2 separate regions of the Homo sapiens genome follow, and region 1 is linked to region 2. Evidence: read pairs that join two places in POLR2A ChIA-PET (ENCODE). Cell type or tissue: A673. All regions are shown on one strand.

Region 1 (8,000 bases), 410 kb before region 2:
TGGAACATTCTCTGACACATAATAACTGATGGCCTCTTAAATAAATATTATAATTGGAGGGATGTTCTTTAAAATTGTACATATTTATCTGTACACTAGAATCCATCAGGAAGCATGTGGTATCTGTGATGTCTGGTATTCCCAGAACCATGTGCCGCCCTGCTGCTGATCATCCCAGTCTCTCTATGCATAGATACGAACAACAGGGCCAGCTGGGCCAGGAAACTCTTACCTACTAAATACAGTTAAAGTTTCGACTCCTTGACCCAAGTGGTCTCTTCCATTTTCTCTTCCAGGAATTTAAACCTCAAAGGAGGCAGCTGTCATCTCATAGCAGCTCACTGGAGTGTAAATCCATGACATCCAGCTGCTATGGTTGCTGGAGATTCCTAGAATTTTGTCACTACTGGGGTTTTTTTGCTCATCTCTTCTTCCAAATGTTGGGCAATTCCAGTATCCTTCCAACAAATCCTATATCTTGCTTAAGTTAGCAATGGTTTCTGTTACTTGCAACCAAAAACCTTTATGAATAGAAAGCCTTCAAAAGGCACCTGGAATCTGTTCCCCAGCTTTTGTTCTGTTTTGTTTTGCTTTTTGAGACGCAGTCTCATTCTGTCATCCAGGCTGGAGTGCAGTGGTGCAATCTTGGCTCACTGCAACCTCCACCTCCTAGGTTCAAGCAACTCTCCTGCGTCAGCTTCCTGAGTAGCTGGGACTACAGGTGCCCGCCACCATGGCTGCCTAACTTTTTGTATTTTTAGTAGAGATGAGGTTTCACCATGTTGGTCAGGCTGGTCTGGAACTCCTGACTTTGTGATCCGCCCGCCTTGGCCTCCCAAAGTGCTGGGATTACAGGCATGAGCCACCGCGCCCGGCCTATTCCCCAGTTTTTGTGTCCTCTGATCCCCACCAGAACCTAGATTCCTGACGGCCAACTGACCCTCATAAGGCTTATCTCAAGCACAGCTCCAGGGGAGCAGCACCTCATGACCACTCTCTTGTGGAACCACTCTCTAAGATCAGTGTTAATTGCCCAATTAAACAGCCCTGATGCTGACAGAATGTAAGCTCATTAGTAAGTGCCAGAGCACATTCCAATTATTAACCTTTATGGTCGTCATTATAAAGAGGAGGGAGCAACTATGGATTTCTGCATGAATGATTACGCTCATCACTCTGAGCCAGAAGGAAGAAAGATGGGTAGAGGGAAAGGTGGTATGCTGTGGGAGAGTTATCCAAAACAACTTTAGAAGCAAATGACATTTTAGAAGCAAAGATGGCCATAAAGTGCCTTGGATCAGTGGCACATCAGAATCAAGAGGGGAGTTCTTTAAAACTATAAGTTCATAGATCCTGACCCCAGAAGTTGATTCAGTGGGATTAGAATAAGGCCCAGGAAACTGACTTTTCTTAAATTTCCCAGGTGATTCTCATAATCCACGTGAATTGAAAATCACTTAGGCAAATATCCAAGGAAACTACTAGTCCCAAAATAGTCCCTCGGCCATAGATCTCACATGAAACATGAATGGTTGCCAAATCTGTAAGGCCAGGAAAGCATGCTTACCAACATGACAGCAAGAAAAAGGGGCTGCTGAGAACTGGAAGATCCAGATTGGGGTCCCAGATCTGAAATCACTGACCACAAACCCACTAGGGACCACAGATCTGTCTGCAAAATGGAATGTTCAATTACACAGGCCTTACATTCCTCCCAGAAATATTAGAACTGTCCCGTATTCATGTGGACAATGACTAAAAATAGTATACAAGTTTAAGAGAATAATAGCAGTGAAGGGGGGAATCTTTTACAAGATAAACCTTATGTATTGGAAGACAGCTCAGCTTTAGCTTTAACTTGGGCACAAAACATTTGGAAGCAACATTAAGATATAAAAAACTTCCTAAGTTCAGTGATTCTTATAAAGAAATCTCACAGACGTGTAACAGGGAGGAGACGTCTTTTACCAGTTTACATATTTTCACCCAAATAATGTCTAGGGCAGTGGTCTTACAAGGGAATTTGCCAGAAACCTCCTAATGACATTTATAGACTATGTCCAATAAAGTAATTGGCCACCAAACGATGAGAAAGTAACTATGAAAGTTTGACTACCTAATCTTTATAGTCATTATATATATAAGCAGGAATGGGGTATATCAAATCACTCTCCTATAAACTTGAAAATAGATAGGCTCTGTGTGAGTTGAATTTTTTTCTTTTTCTTTTGGCTTCAAACCACATTCCAAGGGCCCACCTATCACAGTTTTACACACATGGACATCTGGCAGGGAAATAAATTAAGGCCTACCTTAGAGAGCAAGGAAATGCATCCACCTATAAATGTTATTTTAGAAGAGACTGTCTGATCCTATTCACTTATCAACTGCATTAGAAGGCTAATGAATTGACTGCTGAGAAAATGAGAGAGAGCTCAGGCTGTGGACAGGGATGGGCAGAATTTCACACCTTTTATCCAAATGGCAGGGTTATTTAAGATTGTGATAAAATGGTGTTGCATTTGGAGGAAAGGGAATACAACATAAAATAACAATCCACAGACACAATCCATAGAAAAGTGTTACATTCTCTCAGCCACTGGCCAAAAATCAAGATTTATGCACGCTGCAGTCCTGCCTAGTGGAAGAAAAAAGAGGCATAAAAAGAAGCCCTCTTTCCCATAATAAATAGGAAAATATTAAATCTGTAATCCAGATCTACTTCTCCAGTGTTCTCATTTCTCAATTCTCTAGCAAAGTAAGATGTCTGAGGGCCCAATATTTAGAGCAAACTCATTTCTCATTCTATTTTTTTTTCTCAGAACAAAGACTTTCATAGATTGCATGATGCTCCCTATGTTTAATGAATTCAAACTAAGTAGTTTAGACAGGTGTTCTGGCTAATGTCTGCCAACTGGATAATATCCATCAGTGAACAGCAAGTTAGCAGAGTAAGTTATTTTATTGACACTTGGATTGCAACTTCACCAGCAGATTTTATGAAAGAAGGTGGTTGTGCTCAGAAGCAGTGCTGTTAGCTCAGGAAAGGTATCTTTTGGGTATCATAAATCCTGTGTGTGCTTCCTGTTTGACTTCCCAGTATGGCAGAGACTGTGGACTCAGAGTTGAAAGAGTTTCAAAAGATCATTTCGTCTAATACCTTTATTTGTGAAGAAACAGAAGGACGGCATGAGTAATCTGATTAATTAGTAACAGAGGTGGGCCTAGAACCCAAGCTTCCTCGGGTGAGTTCAGTGGTTCCCAATCCTACCTAGGATCAGAATCAACCAAGGAGCTTTTATTTTCTTTTTGAGACAGGGTCTCACTTTGTCACCCAGGTTGGAGTGCAGTAGCTGATCTCAGCTCACTGTAGCCTCGACCTCCTGAGGTTCAAGAGATCCTCCCGCCTCAGTCCCCCAGTAGCTGGGCCTACAGGCACATGCCGCCATGCCTGGCTAATTTTTTAACATTTTTTGTAGAAACGGGATTTTACCATGTTTCCCTGGCTGGTCTCGAACTCATGAGCTCAAGCCATCTGCTTGCCTCAGCCTCCCAAAATGCTAGGATTATAGGTGCGAGTCACCGCACCTGGCTGAAGCTTTTGAAATAATAAATTCCTGAGTAATGACCAGCCTTACTAAATTGAAATCTCTTGGGTAGGGCCCATAAATTTAGATGTTTAACACATTCCACAAGTAATTCTGAGGATGCAACAAGTTTGAGAAACATGCATGGCCCCACCCTGCCTTCCATGTTAATTATTTGGGAGATAGCAAAGCTCTTCAATGGGCTTAGGCCCTCCAAAAGTTATATGAAAAGGAAACCAATAAAGACCGAGTTAACACTGTGTTGAAGAAATTGAAAATCAGATTGTACTTTGTTTGCATCCTGTGCCCCAAATCAGCAGCAGCAGCAGCATCTGGTGTATGAAAACCAAGAAATACGTTAACTTTCACCTTTTGCCAAACACAGATGAGAACATAAAGGGGAAGACAGGAATATTCTCTCTCAAGTAGAAATGCACAATTTCCAGGCATGATGTGCCTAGGAGTCTAGATTTGTTCTGTACCCCATCCTCCTAAAGGTATTAGCACAGTTGTCATCTGGAGCCTGGCTGAGGCTGCTGAGCTAACAGGGTATGAACAAACCAGAATTATTATATTAAATACTGATTACATTGACAACTTTTGCATTCCATGCATTATTTCACTGAATTTCCACAAAACCTATATGAGATAGACTTTATTATCATTCTATTTTTATGGAAAAGTAAACTGAGGCTCAAAGAGATGAAAACATTGCTCAAGGTGTTATAGCTAGTAAGCAATAGAGCTCGGGTTCACATCCAGGCTGTTTGAATCCAAGACCTACCCCCTTTAAACACTATATATGCCACCCACTGTCACCAGGTGTTTCTAGGAACCATGGGAACTACCAATACCTGAAATAGTCTTTCCTTTTTTTTTTTTTTTTTTTTTTTTTTGAGATGGAGTCTCGCTCTGTTGCCTAGGCTGGAGTGCAGTGGCATCAACTCAGCTCACTACAACCTCCGCTTCCCGCGTTCAAGTGATTCTCCTGCCTCAGCCTCCCGAGTAGCTGGGATTACAGGCACCCACCACCACGCCTAGCTAATTTTTGTATTTTTTAGTAGAGACACGGTTTCACCATGTTGGCCAGGCTGGTCGTGAACCCCTGACCTCAGGTAATCCACCCGCCTGAGCCTCCCAAAGTGCTGGGATTTCAGGCATGAGCCACCAGGCCTGGCTGTTTTTCTTTTTAAGAAGCTCACACATCCCAATGGAAAAATAGGATATAATATATTAAATAGCAAAACAAAATATATTTGCCATATTGCTCTCTTCTCCGATTCATTCCTAGAATTGTTTTGTATTTTTTATGGAATGAAGTGGGGTGGTAATAATAAACATACAAGTATTTCTAGAGCACAGCCAGTCATTGCAAAATGCACTGTATTCTGTGGATATGTATATATTCTTGCATATGCCTGCTGTTGTTTCCCATGTACATTCATCTTATCTTCCAACCAAATGAAACATTCCTTGAGGATAGCAAGCATAACATACTTTGTATCTCCCAGCAATGAGCGCAGGGCTGCTTACATAATGGGTGCTCGATTAATATAGGTTCAGTTGAAAGTTCTGTGACCCATTCAGGAGTTTCCACCAGATTGATTACCACAGCAAACAAATAGGAGACCGTCCCAGTTTTAGACGGAGGATTTCACAGCTTATATCAGCCCAGCCTTCGGGACCTCACATATAAAGAGCCTAGCGAATGGGGTGGAAGGCTTTTAATTAACAGCCTAGCAAAAAATGTCATTCCAATCTGCAGTTTTGTTTCCACTAATTCACTCAGATTCAGCAGGAATTCCACCAAGGAATTGGGGTGAGCAGCTGTAGAGGGAGGGAAGTGCATAAATAAATCATGAGTGTCATTAAAATTTGTAAACTAATAACTTCTGGGAAGTCTTAGCAATTATTATCAGGGTTTTCTTGGCAAACAAAAAATTCATAAATTCAAAAGGTCTCCATTTTCTATTTTAAAAAAGCAGCATCCCCGAGAAAGGTCACTGACAGAACAATTAAGGAGGAAATAAGTGGTCCAGACAACAGCTTGTGAACCAGATGAAAAGTCACAGAATCCCCAAGTGGCAGGAGTATGAGACAACTCAATACATGGAAAGGGACACGGCAAGGCGGGGCTGGTGCTGGGATTGGTTTGGGGCTATTGAAAACTTTCGTCAGGTCTCCAAATCCTTATTTAGTATAGTTGAAATGCTAAGCATTGTCAATGATCCAGAAACAACTAAGGCACACGGTCCCTGCCCTTGAGAAGTTCACAGGCTAGGAACGAATCACCAGTATGGTGTAAGGATATAAAGCTACCCATAAGCAGAAGAGGAGCCTCCCACCCAGAAAGGAGGGTCATGAAAGGTCTCCAGCAGGAAGTGCCTGGGAATCCGTACTCTCCATATATATCATAATCAATTATGGTGCATCCTGAAGCCAGGCATACAGGAAGAATGGCTGTGCAGTCTGGTTGCTTTTCTAATAGTAGAATGGCTCCCATACTACTAGGGTGGGTGCAATAAAGCAAGGCTAAGGGTGGGTGCAATAAAGCAAGAGAGGAGAGAGGTGAAGAACCAAGGTCTACCAATTGAAGGGATCATTCTTTGCAAATGATTCCTGTTTCCTCTCATGCCTAGACAACTGCAAATTCATTTAGCTCTGTGAAGACCCTAGACCAGCAGCCAGAGGAGAGCTCCTGCAGAGACCTCACACCTGTGGACACCTTGCACCTGTGGGGACTGCATACCTGTGGTGACCTCACACCTGAAGTTCCTTTACCATGTATATTTTGTTCTGAAGCTGATCAGTCAGGGACCCTTGATGAACAGTCATGCTTAGGATGGACAGGCAGAAGCTGGAGAATTGCTTGCTAACTCATTTCCCTCCAGAAGGGGGTAACTTAAACTTCTTTAAAGTTTTTGTTTATCAGTCCAAGGGCTCATGTCCAAGACATACAGAAATGAGTCCAAGAAACGATCTGCCAATCAGAAACATAAATCCTCACCAGGACATATGTTCAAAAGTAAAGATTTAATAACCTCGAGCAGTGGATTAATTGGCACTATCAGAGTTTCCACTTCCAGAGAAAAGTGACATCCTTCCTCCCTAATTGAGGACCATGAATGCCACCAACTGAGGCAGAGACACACGCGCATCCACGAGTGCAGAGGGCATAAATATGGCACCAAAGCATGCACCATATGCAGTTCTCATGGAAATGAGAAAGATGTGGTCCTCCCTTTGAGTCCATAGCACCACCCTACCACATGACAATGGCCTACATTTGTTAGGAATGGAAGAGACATAAATAGGAGGGTTATGTCTGTCTAGCTGCAGACTTTCCATTTTTGAAGATGGATATATGACACTGTGGAAGGAGGCTCAGATGAAGAGCCAGGGAGTGCTCCTAATCTCAGCCTTATGACCCAGGTAACTCAGGGAAAGCCCTGGTTCCTTTAAACAAGTCAGTCCCCAACCTCATGAACTCTCTACACATGATATCTTATAGGTAAAGTGTTTTTTGACTAAGGGATACCAACAGATGGTTGTGCTAAACGACAAATTTACATAACTACTCTGGTGGTGGTGAAGAAATAACCTTGGCCACCACCAGTAGAAGAGCACCAAGGTATTCTGGAAAGAATGTCACAAGGGCACAAGATACTGCTACACAAATTAATGCTTTTAAACAATCTTTTGTCTATTTAGAAGTAGATGGCCTCTGAATTATTAATCCAGTAAGGCAGATAATTATATCACATTGCAACCTGACAGGGGGTGTCATCTTGTCATGACAGCTGCTGTTCCAGGCTTCTTGATGGTACAGAACACTGAAGAAGATCACTGAATTCAATTTCAACTTGGTTAAGCATGTTAGGCCGAATCATGAAGCTGAAAGGGTGCATGTTTAATTTAGTTTCTTTGGTCTGCACACTGTATTAGGAAGGGAAATCATACGGCTCTAGGCTCTAACTATAAAATACATCATTATCAGTACAGGAAAAGAGAACGGGAGATACAGATCTTTAGAAGATACGTGAGAAAGACAGTAAAAAGTTAGAAGACTCCCGATGAGGTCCCAGCAAACCGGGAAACCCCCAGAAAGTTTAGGAGCAGTCCCTTTCCTCAGTCACACTCTATCCAGTGGCTCCTAAGCTGGGGCTTTATCAGGTCCATGAACCTCCTGAAACCTAACACAAAAATATACTCATATATGATATTGGTCAACACGGAAAACCCATAATATTCACCAGCTTTCCAAATCCCCATAAGGTCACACCATATGGAATCTGTGATCTGTAAATTCGCTCTGAGTAACTCCCTTTGCTTGGGCCCCTTCTGTGAACCTGGTCAATCTCCACACCCTCCGGACCTGGTCCAGCACTCAGCTGCTCCCTGTGCCTCCCGTCT
Region 2 (8,000 bases):
ACCTACAGCTAAGTATTCTTAGTATTGTTATCAAATAATCTGCTTTTAGCAGAAAATATAAAAGTCATAAAAAATCAGGTGAAAGAAAAATCATTAACTAGTCATTGTTACCATTTGTTTCAGTTTTTCCTTTTCCCTGGCCAAATTATTGAAACTCCATTACAAAAACATAGCTCTATTTATAGAAGAGTGTATGCAACTTAAAAAGTATTTGGATGGAATAAGCTCTGGGAAAAACACATATGAAAAAAATACTCACCATTTAAGAAATAATTCCAGAAATGACAAGGAAATCCAAAAGCCCGTGCCAAAGAAGAGAACTTGAACAAATCAAATTACAAAGTGATGATCTTCCCTTGCTGTACAACACCTCCTGTCACACCTTACAATATAATCTTGAGAAAGATATCAGGAGGTGAGTTTATTTTCTAGAGACACTTAACACCTACTCTGTTGGGAAAATAACACTTCTGACAAGGCTTCAAGATTCAATTTGGAGAGGGTAATAAATATGTGGAGAAGTCCATGAAACAGTTTTGTCCATTTCTTTCAGCTCACCTTTCTCTATACCAGAGTACAGATAGACTTGCAAAGGAAAGAACCTCACAATGACAGAGAGAAAGCAATCTGGTTTGGAATATAATAATGTCTTAAACTGAAAAGACCATCTTACTCCAAGCATCTTGAAATGTTTCACAGGTGTAATTCTCTTCAATTACTCTTGGTAGGTTGAGAGGAGAAAGACACAGAGAAGAAAGTTTGAAAGAAACAAAATATTGTCACCTCACCACATAGGTGAGGATCTCAGCATCAGCAGGAATTAATGGTGCCTCCACAGTCCATTGGCAAGTCAAAAACCTAGTGATGATATACCCCAAGAATCACCTTTCCTGTGCAAAACTTCCCCTGGGGCTCAAAGACATGGTATCACCCTGAAAATATTTGGGCAAAATTGAGCTACAAAATTCCATCTACATGATATCATGGATAGAAGAATCAAGCCAGAAAGTGGAATCAGGTTCAAAGCCACATTAGAGAGTAATGATGGTAAGAGCATGACTCACCTCCTCCATCTCCCCATCTACACCATCTGAATAAGCCCTGCCATGTCCTCTAATAGAAAGTACAGTGTTCTGACACAGAGTGAATGATGTTGTCATTTATCCTGTCTTCTTCGTCACTTCCAATATTTTGTTTCTTTCCTTTTTGTTCTTTTGGTTTGTTTTTTGTTGTTGTTGTTGTTTTTTTTTTTTTTGAGACCGGGTCTCACTCTGTCACGCAGGCTGGAGTACAGTGGCACAATCATATCTCACTGCAGCCTCAACCTCCTGGACTCAAGCAATCTTCTCACCTCAGCCTCCCAAGTAGCTGGGACTATAGGCATGCACCACCATGCTTGGCTAATTTTTGTACTTTCTGTAGAGGCGGGGTCTCGCTATGTTGCCCAGGCTGGTCTCCAACTCCTGGGCTCATTTTATCCACTCACCTCAGCCTCCCAAAGTGCTGTGATTACAGGCCTGAGCCACCACATCCAGCCTAGTATTTCTTTCTAGGCTTTAACCTTAATTGAAATGGATTTATTATAAAGAATAGCTGAGCAACTGAACTGTGAGGGCCCACAAGTATGGAGAAAAGTGAAGAAACTGAATTACCACTAAAGCTGTCTGGGTAGTCAAAGTCAAAAAGTTCTGAGAATTAAATAACCCAGGGCAAGTGAGCCCTGTGTGTTCATGGTGGGTAGAAGAAATAACAAATGAAACTTCAGGGACTAAGATAGTGGAATACATGAAGAGCAGAGGCAAATGGAATGGGGGCAGTTGTTGGAATGTGTATTGCCCGGCTTCACTGTGCGTGAATTTTGGTCAATGCTTACAGTGGAAAACCTGTCTGATAAAGCAAAGTCTGGTCAGCATTAACATTCTAGCCTTGTGTATCATACAGACTCATATTTTTGGAGAATGTGCTAGTAATTTAGATAAATATGAAATGTTTGATGGATTGAAGGTCTTCAGTACATTGTCTTCCAATTTATTTCTCTCGTAATCCTCTACAAGGGCCAACCAAGCTCTTCAAACATTGTGCAATGGTGTGTATAATAACCCCATTTAGAGACAAAGCGTGCAATTCTATTATAAAGAGAATCTATCTTATGCAACAGAGACTCATTAGCTGTCCAATGTATATTGTCTCCATAAGCCAGCAGTGGCAGAACCAGCTGCCTTATAATACATATCCTGTCCTTCTTTACTAAGCCACATCCATTTCTCTTTAGTCAATTAATTTGTCACTTGGTTAGAAGCACCATATGTCAATGAAACATCATAAGAATATCATAAAGAGGATATTATTTCCCCACCAACAAAAGATTGCATCTTCAGTTTGGCATTTCTTTTATTCCGAGTTTTCTGGTGATGCACAGCAATATCGCTTTGTAGCATGCCTCACTATTTTATGAACAGCTGTACTGGAATCAAGCTCAACTACTAATACCAAAATACTAGCTTTCTCTTTGGCTAAGCATGTCTTGAGAGCACTAACCATACTATGTCCATCCTTGAAATGATAGCCTCTTCCTAGACATCCTGTTCTCTCCGTTGGACAGGCCATCAGATGTGATTATGAATTCTTTTGCTGTGAAGAATCTGCCAAGTTATGCTGGGTAATCACACATCTCATTGTCAATATCAGCTAAGTATGGTAGTAAGAAATTAATTACAGTATTAGCTTCCAGTAATGCTGTTATTACATGGTGGCAGTCTGTAACCTCACAATGGAAATTCCAGACATATTCTGAACAGCCTATGCAAATAAGAGTCAGTGCTACTCCAGGTACAATTCAGAGGGAGAAATTGAGTTTCTCACAGAACTCCTTTCCCCACCAAGCTACAGTTTTATAATCACTGTCTGTTTATATCTTCAGCTGAAAACAGAAGGTAGTTCACATTCAACATGCACCTCAGCACCCCTTCTTCCTCAGCTCGCATACACGAAGCAATAACTGACTGAGAGGAACTAATTTATTCCATTTTCATCTGAATCTGTATTTGGCAAATGCCAGTGCATTGATTCTGCTCACCCTGGAGTCATCAATTTGCTTGGGTGAGAGTTGGGAAGAATCACCTCACTCTGTGAACAAGCTGACTCAAGCGAAACAGGCAGCTTTCCTCCAGACCAAAGACACATGCTTATCTACACCTACCAGGGCAAAAGCTACCCACTCAGATGCTTGAGTGCCAAGAACTCCAAGGAAAGAGATTCCATCTTGCCTTCACTCCAGCCTTACCCAATGGGTTCAAGATAATGTTGATTTTTTTTATTCAATAACCACTGCTTCTGAGAGAAGCTACTTCACAGAATACACAGAAAATCTCTTTCTCAAAATGTCAACAGATATCATGTTACTACCAACAATATTTTATCTTTATAAACCCATTATTTCTCTCCAACTGAATTTTGAGCCTTTAAGGCCAGAACCATGGTGAATCTCTCTCTATATAACTCGCACCTGCTGTTGTGCTCTCCTCATTCTATTGAGGAAGCTTAATAATTTCATTGACTGCAATTACACGGTCAGGTCAGCAAACTATGCCCATCGTATTTTACCAACATACATCAATACAGGTACAGATATATTTGTGTTGAGAACTTTTACTTGAATTAAACCATTCAATAACATCTTCCAGTTAGCAGAGCTTGCATAATTCACTTTATTGAGCTGGTCCTATGAGTTCCATCACTTCGAGCAATATTTTTTTATTATGTATGTTGTGTATAACTCAGAAAATCACTTGAGGTACAACTTTGCCTTGATCTCTTCAATATTTGTAGAGGTTTTCTGATAGTTCAAGTAGTTTCAAACATTTTTTTAATTCATAAGACTTGCAAATGTATTCAAATTAATTGGCTCTGAAAAGACTACTTGTATGTGCATGTACATACTGATACACATAAATATAAAAATGTAAGCATAACTTTTTTTTTTTTTTTTTTGAAATGGAGTCTCACTCTCTCACCTAGCCTGGAGTGCAATGGCACCATCTCGGCTCACTGCAACCTCCACCTCGCGGGTTCAAGAGATTATCCTGCCTCAGCCTCCTGAGTAGCTGGGATTACAGAGGCATGCCACCACGCCCAGCTAATTTTTGTATTTTCAGTAGAGATGGGGTTTCACCATGTTGGTCAGGCTGGTCTCGAACTCCTGACCTCGTGATCTGCCCTCCTTAGCCTCCCAAAGTGCTGGGATTACAGGCATGAGCCACTGCACCCAGCCGTAAGCATAATTCTTAAACTACATTCCTCAACTAAATAATGTGTTGACTTTTTAAACAGCCTCCTTAAACACAGAAATCCTAATTGCACACATAACTCTTTTCCAGAATTGAAAAAAAAAGGCAATACATTTTTGCCTCTGTGCTTGGTTTCAGTCCTTTTTCCATCCCCCCACTACCATCCATAATTCTTAACAAAAGACAAAAGTTACATTTAAAATTCTAAGCAAAATTACTTCCCTCTGTATATAAAAGCAACTCTAGAACACGGCCTAATTTATCTGGAAATGCCTGTTTTCATTAACAGAAAAATAAATTAGAAACTCTGTAAACATATTACATTTCTATCTAGCTTCAGAAAAGAAAAAATAATGCCTAATACCCTGGGGCTTTCTTGTTTATTGGTTTTATAACGAAGATGTCAGCTAAACTGAACTCTGGGCCTATCTTGTTTATGATGTCATGAAGTAGTAAAGCCCCCTAGAGAGGACAGGAAATGCTGGCATTTGGTGATGAAACAGAATTACACAGCCGAGTTCCTTACGAGCAGGGAACTAGTCGGTTACACAGTGGTTCTTGGCTTTAGATGTAGATGAGTAAGTGTTTTATGAGGCATATGAGAAATTTGCATGCACTAACCTTCACCATTTTTGTAACAATAGGAAAAATGCTTCTGGTGCTTTCTGATGTAAGCAACACAAGCTTTCTTGAGAGATGTTTTTGCAAGGGACTTTATTTCCAAAATGCAAATATATGTATGTAAAATCTGGTACAAAGTATGTAATTCTCTAGGCTAGCCTGAACATTGTTACCAAGGCTGTTTGCTTGCTTTCCTAGCAATTTAATCCATGTGAAGAATTTGCACATATTAAAAATCATGATAGTGTTGACTTTTCTTAAAGCCAGTAATGAAACACGTCCAGAGAAATTCAAGTCAACTAAGTATTTATTTAGCAATAACTCTATGTGTGTGACTGTTCTAGGTTCACACAAAGATCAGTAAGGTCGGCTGGGTACGGTGGCTCACGCCTGTAATCCCAGCACTTTGGGAGGCCGATGCAGGCAAATCACTCGAGATCAGGAGTTTGAGACCAGCCTGGCCAACATGGCAAAATCTCATCTCTACAAAAAATACAAAAATTAGCTGGGCATGGTGGCAGGCGCCTGTAATCCCAGCTACTTGGGAGGCTGAGGCAGGAGAATCACTTGAACCTGGGAGGCAGAGGCTGCAGTGAGCCAAGATTGCTCCACTGCACTCCAGCCTGGGTGACAGAATGAGACTCTGTCCACTCCCCACCAAAAAATAATCAGTAAGGTCTAGAGTTTAGTATCCAGTTATGGAAAAACAAATAACTAAGTCATTATAAAACAAAACAGTCATGCCAGGTTCCCAAAGAGGTGCTAGGAGTACTATGCATGTGTAGGTAAGTTCAAAAGTGGAGATGATATCAATTTGGTGGGCCACGGAAAGGGAAATATTTCAGATGCATCTTGGTGGGAGAAGAAGTAGCAGTAATATTTGTATTTGTGGATCTGAAAAGGTCTTCACTATCAAAGGACAAATTGAATAGATAAAGCCACTTGAAGTTAATCCATTTTAAATAGTATCCATTGTCTCTATGACGATTAAATTTCTTAAATTTATCTGAATACCGTGGAGAAATTTGTTTGAGGGAATTTGATAGTTATTGATGTACCTCTGTTAAGCGCATAACAGACATAACTCCTCATTCCCTAGAAACATTTTCTGATTACATTTTGCCTCCTTTCCTTTGGTTTTGCTGGTTATAAATGTTTGGACTGGAGAGGGCTCAATCCTTGAAGCTAGATCATTGGATTCAAATCATAACTTGGCAAGGATAGGGAGGATGAATTACAAGGATTCAAGGATGGGTATCAGATTACCGGGAACACAGGAATGGATTCCTGACCCAACCAAATCACATTCATGTGGTTTTTTTAAAATTCAACTTAATTGGCTATTCCAAAGAATTTTTTTTTCCTATTCTTGGTGAATAGAGCCCTTCAGATGCAAAAAATAGAATTGTGTTTGGTATTTTTTGATAAAAGGAGCTAAACAAGGACCTATAGATGCATGCTAGAGCAGTCATCTCTGGAGACGTTAGCATGCGTAGACGGTAAATGTTTAAAGGGGAAGAAGAGGAGTTGTTTAAAATAGTAAATCAGTGGCCGGGCGCGGTGGCTCACGCCTGTAATCCCAGCACTTTGGGAGGCCCAGGCGGGTGGATCACGAGGTCAGGAGATCGAGGCCATCCTGGCTAACACGGTGAAACCCCGTCTCTACTAAAAAAGATACAAAAAATTAGCCGGGCCTGGTGGCGGGCGCCTGTAGTCCCAGCTACTCAGGAGGCTGAAGCAGGAGAATGGCGTGAACCCGGAAGGCGGAGCTTGCAGTGAGCCGAGATCGCGCCACTGCACTCCAGCCTGGGCCACAGAGCGAGACTCCGTCTCAAAAAAAAAATAGTAAATCAGTAAGTCACTTCCAAATTTAAAGAAAATTGGAGTTGAAGAATAAGTAGGTTTCCAATTAGCTTTTGCTATTTTTCTTTGAAAATATGTTGTTGTTGTTGTTGTTGTTGTTGTTAAGACAGAGTCTCACTCTGTTATCCAGGCTGGATTGCAGTCGCACAATCACAACTCATTGCAGCCCTGACCTCCTGGGCTCAAGCAATCCTCCTACTTCAGCCTCCCAAAATGAAATGAAATAAAATGCTGTCCAATTTTCAAAATAAACAATAAAATAAAAGTTTCAGTGAGATTTTTTCCTTGAAAAACTGATCTAATACTCATAAGTTTTTTGTCTTATAATTAACAAATTTTACATTTTAATTGTAATAATGTGCTACTTATTAGAACAAATAACCAGTAAACCCCAATTAAAATGACTGGGGTTTTTTGACATAACTGACAACATTATATTATAGTATAATTTGATTTCATATATCTGACTACTATAGTGCACATTTTCTTAAATTTTTATTATGTAAAAATCATACAAAAGAAAATACATAGCATATATAGCTATAAAGCATGATAATAAATGCTCAGGGTAAACCCATCACCCAACTTATGAAATAGAATATTCTCATTACCAGGAAGCTACTGCGTACTCCCTTCCCCAACCCACCCCTGTGCTTACAACCATCATCCAAGGTAAGCACCATTCTGAAACCCATTATCATAATTGCCTTGATTTTTCCATATAGTTTTATCACATATCTGTTACTTAGTTTTGCTTTGAGCTTTATGAAAATATATCTGAGTGTATCTAGTTTTCTTTGGCTTGCTTGTTTTCCTCAATAATATGGTTCTAAGATTTATTGAACCATAAATCTTATGGTTATTGTGTGTTTCTGTTCATGTAGTTGATTTGATATTCCACTGGGTAAGAATTCCCAATCTCTGCATTCACCTGTCAGTGGGTATTTGGGTTATTTCCCAGGTTTTGTTTTTATGAACATTCTTGTGCATGTTCCCAAGTTCACAAGTCCAAGTCTTTCTAGGATATAGACCTATGAGTGGAAGTGCTGCATCTTAAAGCTATATGAACATTCAACTTTTTAAGGTAATAGAAAATTATTTTCCAAAGTGCTTTATAAAAATTCCCATTGATGGGCCGGGCGCGGTGGCTCACGCCTGTAATCCCAGCACTTTGGGAGGCCGAGGTGGGTGGATCATGAGGTCAGGGGATCGAGACCATCCTGGCTAACA

Evidence for each region. Peaks named below come from ENCODE experiments on the same cell type or tissue, not always from the same donor. Only the 100,000 strongest peaks of a DNase experiment are listed, where the experiment ranks them.
Region 1: POLR2A ChIA-PET joins it to region 2 with 8 read pairs; 2 of 35 experiments call an interaction of 5 or more read pairs at or near these places.

What each region holds. Positions count from the first base shown.
Region 1 is chr10:104,845,895-104,853,894 of GRCh38, reverse strand. The region is part of intron 2 of SORCS3 (sortilin related VPS10 domain containing receptor 3); the gene reads right to left. Among named protein-coding and RNA genes, the nearest start is that of SORCS3-AS1, 180 kb to the right of the region's middle. In A673, no CTCF peak of the experiment used is centred here; no DNase peak of the experiment used is centred here; H3K27me3 peaks cover 4,591 bases.
Region 2 is chr10:104,438,578-104,446,577 of GRCh38, reverse strand. All of the region lies in intron 15 of CFAP58 (cilia and flagella associated protein 58), which reads right to left. Among named protein-coding and RNA genes, the nearest start is that of LINC02620, 38 kb to the left of the region's middle. RefSeq lists an enhancer at 475-1,674. In A673, no CTCF peak of the experiment used is centred here; a DNase peak (open chromatin) is centred at 4,787; H3K27ac peaks cover 1,150 bases.